Regions from separate parts of the Mus musculus genome. Here region 2 is linked to region 1. Evidence: chromatin contacts called from ENCODE Hi-C data. All regions are on one chromosome and are shown on one strand. Each heading gives the region's core, a stretch centred on a gene start or an enhancer-like site at or near the end of the contact. The rest is flanking DNA. Distances are from core to core; before and after follow the strand shown.

Region 1 (2,700 bases), core at 52-2,551:
TGAATATCCGAACTGGCTGGAGGGGTAGGGAAGGGCCTCTCTGCATCCCATGGGAGTTGGGTGGCACCAGGGTACAGTACACCTCTGCAAGATTTGGTACAAGTGCACTTAAGATCTGCACATTTTGAGACAGGTTTACAACAAATGAAAACACTGCAAACAAATACCCAGCTGTAGTTAGGGACAAGTAGACTCAAGTGATTAGGAGTAGGATATATTGGTGTCTGCAACTGCAAAGTGTATCCAGTGAAAAATGCATTTCACAATAGGAAGAGAATGATAGGTGGACAGACAAGCCGAAAAGTTAATTCAGTCTAATATGAATGAATGACAGACTGATGGATATAGATGTTTAGATTTCTTATGACCTTGTTGTAGTTTTAAACTATTTCATAATAAAATGAAGGAAAATGCCCCCAGATACTAGCTTCCACAGCAGCCTGCTCTTTCCTCCCTCCTTCCCATCTGCCCTCTGCCTTCCCCTAGTCTCCAAGTAGGAATATTTCCACCGTGAGTTCCATAAGACTAGAGTGATAGAGCAAATAGCTTCGTTTAAACTTCAGAAGGACTTCATTTCTGGCTTTAGCAAAGGAGACGAGATCAAAGGAAGTAGGAGAGAGTAGCACCTTAACTCTAAACTCAGTAATAAAAGCAGAGAATTACAGGCAAGGAGCTGAATAGAAGGGGTTAAGGGATGGAAAAATTGGGAAGACATTCATTAGTAGAGCTTTCCAGATAATGGGACTAAGATTTTTAATAAAAACAGTATAGGGACATTGAAAGAGGATGAAAAACTACATACTGATGGTCAGATATGAAGAGTGAAGTCTCTATGAACTCACTTAGCAGGACTCTCTGCTGAGCCTGAACACTCCCGGTCTAGTACTGTCAAAACAGGAGGTCACAGCCTGATAGAGAAGGCCATAGCAAAGAAAGGTCTTCCACACGGGATCCAGCTACCTAGTTAAGGTAAAGGAGGCAAGGGCACTTGAAGGAGAACAACAGTGCCCTGGTAACATCAGACCTCTAGCCCCAAAATTCAGGAATCCACTGAGCATGTCTGAGATAGGGCAGGAGTTATTTTCTCTGACACCCTGTTAAAGGGGCCAAGTTTCAGTTGCACAGCACTGAGAGGCAGACCGTCAGCCTGTCTCATGGGTTAGACAGAACTTCTGACCACCTGGGGATCAATCCTGAAAGGAATTGTCACCTCAAGCCAGCCATCCTGTTTTCCTCTTGGTGGGAGCTTGTAAGCTGAAGCCCAGAAAAATGGGTGGAGCATCCTGCTGCTCCAGCCAGCTGCCTGTGTCCTCAGAAGTCCTTTCCCTATGCCTCTCCACTAGGCTGTAGTAAATCCATCCCTGCCTCTACTCTTGTAAATAGTCTGAGAATAAGAAGCAACCTGAACTCAAGACTAGCAGAATAGACAGTATCTACCTTCCTGTGAGTTGTAAAACAGTCAGATAGAAAACACTAGACACTGCTCGCCCACATCTCTCTACATGGAATACATCACAGTTTCCAGTGATAAGGGATCAACCCCACCCCAGCCCTAACACTGCAATGAAGCTCGAGCACAAAACCTGGAAGCACCCATCACACCATGAATTGGTAATAGGAAAAGGAGAGAAGGGGGAGAATACAGAAGTGGGTGCACAGGGGACTTCAGAGCCCAACCTCTAAGAGCCTCAGGCACTCTATAAGGGAAGCTTCAGGTTCTCCTATTATAAGAGGAGCCCTGTGGCTCAGCTCTTGGCTTCCTGCTTTTCTCAGAATGTCTGGAATGTCAGTCGTTTATCTGGAAACTGCAGGCCCCAGGACACAAACTATTCTTTCATGCTGAGCTGTGACCACTGAAGCCTGCCATCTCTTTGCCACTTCTAGCCCTGCCTCCAAGTGAGCTAGATGAAGAATAAGCAGACTTTTTAACCCAAGAGTTGTCTCACTTTCCACCTCTTACTGCACCTAACTGGAAGCTGTCCTTACAGTTCCTGAAAGTACACTTCTGTAGTGTCTGACCCTTGGGGATCAGAGGTACCACTCACAGGTCACCTACTCTCTCAAATAATTCTGAGCCAACCGTATAATAGAGATATGGCAGGCAGTATGGTCACAGAGGTCAACATGCATATCACTTCTCTCCAACATGCTCCCATCCACATTAGTCCACCTTGGACCTTCTTTCTAGTGAGAAATGATGGGATAAGGAGGGTTCTCCCTGGTTCAACTCACTCTCTGTAAAACAATGGTCCTGAGATTAGAGCCCCAGAAAAATCCAATGTCTACCCAGCATTCTGCTCAGAGAGACCTGGCCAGATGCAGCCCTCTTTCCTATCTGTCTGTCAGTCTGCCTCCCCTTTTCTATTTATCTAGGAAAATATCACATACAGGTGTTTAACGATTTCCACTTTACAAATGACAATTGCTTTTCTTGCCGCAGGTGCTTTATCTTGTAGGGCAGCATAAACATTATTACTCTGGTACTCATAGTGGGGTTAGGTTATAGCAATGCCTCAGGGTCCCCTATTCTAATCCTTAACATAAATACTCATTAGTGACATTGTTAGTATCTGTTAGATTCCTGCTGATAGGGTCTAATCCAGAGCTCAGACCCAAGGTCAGAGCAGAGATGTCACTAAGTTACCAGTACCTACCACCCCCAATATAATCCTTCTTTGTATCCTTTGAGAGCCCAGGACC
Region 2 (2,700 bases), core at 87-2,586, 1.3 Mb before region 1:
TGGAAAGCAAACACAGCTCTTCAGGATTTTTTTCTAACATTCTAATGTCTGAGGTTAGAAACCCAAAGAATTACTTAGAGAGGCGACACAGCTCTGTTAAAATATTTTCTAGCAGTTATCCAGAGAAGACTATGTGAAGAGTGAACACAGCAGATTTTTTTTTCCTTTCTGATTTTGAAAACCCAAGAATTACTTTTAGAATTTTTCTAACAGTATTTTTTGAATTGGTTGGAAAAGCCACGAATTTTTTAGATCAGTTTTTTCTGACTTTGGTCAGAAAACTGAGGAGCTATCCAGAGAGCGTTTAGAATTTTTACTAGCAGAGAGCTGTCTCAAGCAGAAAGCTAGCTGTCTCAACCTCAGAGGTTTTAGAATAGAAGGTAAAATCTGTCTAGAGCAGAGCAGAACACACAGACACAGAGAAAGCAGTCTGGGAAGCCATCTCATCTGGAATGCTATCTCAGCAGAACATAAGCCAGCAGCTTGGACCCATGATTTGAGTTCTAGTTGCTTGTTTCCCTGTTGCTCTCGAACACCCCTTCTCTTAGGAATCCAGACCTAGGTGAGGTTGGTCCTCTGCATTAGTGTTCTCTGTTCTTTCTATACATTGATACATTTTTGTATCTATACATTTTGATACATTTATTGGTTAGATCACAGATAATGATTAACAGGCAGCATTGGCTCCTTAGCCATCTACTTTTACAGCGTCATTTACTGGATGGTTAGCTAAGATTTTGTAATAGAAGATGGACATTCTAGAGGCATTTCTGTCCATCACTTTTATAATTTACAAAATGTTTCTGCATGACTTTGAGCTATATGCCATTAAAAATCTCTGCTTTTACCTTGTGATCAAGTTCAGAAGAGGATTTAACATAGCATGCATAGGGGTAGGCAAACCTATATGTGAACTTATCAACATTCCCTAAGTAAAGTCTCAATGATTCCAAAAGGAAGAAGCGGAAGTGCCTACTGAGTGTTGTGACTGGAGCTTTGGAAAGCTCCAAATTTGCAATGTGGCCCACAGTGGAGAGAGGCGGGTAACTCAGCAACAGCAAATTGGAGTTGTGGGTCTTCCCCTGACCAGGGTGGGGGAAAAAGACCAGCAAGCAATTGGAAGACAGACACAGGTGGTACTGAAATGCAAATTTCTACAGACCCGGAAAAGGACTGGCCTCTGCTGGCAACCTGTGCCTGGAATTATTCCTCTGTGTCCCTTCAACACACTCTAATCCTATGGGTGGTGTGTATGTCACTCCAGATTCACTAGCCAATCAGGACATCCAGCCGGATCTGCCACTCAAAAGTGAAGGCGGGCTCTTCCGGGTGCGATCTTGCAAGTTCCTCTTTTAAAGCTGGCAGTCGCGAATGTTTCTGCTTGATGTGTTCTGTGTACCGCTCCTGGGTGCGGGGACCTCAGGCAAGCCCAGAAGTTCCGACATGGTAAGTGCCAGGCGGTCTCCCACAAAGGGGAGGAGCAGGCGGCTGAGCCAAGGGGGCTGGAGTGCTGGGTCGTCCCAGGGCTCAGTAGTAAACAGCAGCCTGACAGAAGCTGAGACTTGTGAGCTTCCCTGTGGTCCTTTTCTCTCTCTCTGGACCTGGCGGTGGGCACTGAATCATCTCACTAGCGTGGCTGCATCTACACAAAACATTTGGGGAAAGGGCTTCTGTGTAGAAATACCCTTGGCAGGATGCCAAACTCGGAGAGCCCTAGTTTCTATAGTAAGTTTTGGCCTTAGCATTTAGGCATTTTACAGGTAGGTATAAGACCCATTTCGAGTTAATTTTGTGGAGCCTGTAAAAGGCATCTCGTGTGTCGGATAGCACTCAAATATTAAGCGGTGATGTAGAAGAGTAAAATTGATGTAAAGGATCTAGACTAATGCTTGTAGTGACGGCAAGTCGAATGTAGGTGAGAAAGGACTGCCCCTAAAACTCCACACAGGTATGTGCTATGCTAAAAAGGCCGAATGGAGAATAGGATGCTAGAATACATGTGGTAGTGTACCAGGATTGTCCAGACATTTGTCCACAAACCATAACATAGGAGACAACTCTGCTTTACAATCATGAATTAGGCCCATCCTGACTTCAAAGAGCAGGTCTCTAACAAGTGGCTCCAAGGGGTAAAATAGGGCCACAACCAATTTTAAGGCCTGGTGTGCCATAAAGGTCTGGTTTTCTTCTTGAGAAAAGCATCGTTTTGCCACATGGGCAAGACTACAGCTGGTGACAACCTTTTGAAAAGGAAAAACACTGTTTTGGTGAGGACTGGCCTGGTCAAGCAAGGCATAGAACAGCTCCTTCTAGGTCTCCAGAGCCAATGCCAGCCTGGGGCTCAGGCTTGGGAGCTTCCCCTAAGGCCCTGAAGTGCTGAGAATAAAATAGAGCTCCTTCTCTAAAGCAAGGACGGTGCTTGGGAGAGCGGGTGGAGGTCTGGGGCCAGGGCCTTCGGGGATGGCTTGCTTCAGACCCTGAGATCCCACCACATGCGGCTATGGTTGTCAGTCCCGAGTCCAGTGTGGGCTTGGTCAGGAACGTTTTTGAGAGGTTCTCTCTTCCTGTTTCTCCAGCTTTCTTTTATTAGCTCCTTCCTGTGGTTTTCTCACTGTATAGTAGTTTGTGCTGACTTCATAAAAGTCTCGTATCTTGTTCCATTTTCCCCCTGTAAGAAGTATACAGGATGCTGTTCTTCAG

The links. A loop is a pair of places that touch in the nucleus more often than their neighbours do.
Region 2: a map of v-Abl transformed pro-B cells shows a loop between it and region 1 (2.9-fold over the local background). The contact joins the promoter of Zfp120 here to the enhancer-like site in region 1. A Hi-C loop is called at or near these places in 3 of 37 maps with a recorded cell type or tissue (T-helper 1 cell, regulatory T cell and v-Abl transformed pro-B cells).

Annotation. Positions count from the first base shown.
Region 1 is chr2:148,877,917-148,880,616 of GRCm38, reverse strand. No RefSeq gene overlaps it. Among named protein-coding and RNA genes, the nearest start is that of Cst3, 3.8 kb to the right of the region's middle. Within about 2 kb of position 1,301, at least 1 of the 3 ENCODE cell types and tissues checked has a DNase peak (open chromatin) inside an H3K27ac peak, as active enhancers do.
Region 2 is chr2:150,135,314-150,138,013 of GRCm38, reverse strand. It overlaps Zfp120 (zinc finger protein 120), which reads left to right and starts at 1,336. Exons shown (of 4, transcript NM_181266.2): 1 at 1,336-1,446. The coding sequence starts at 1,372.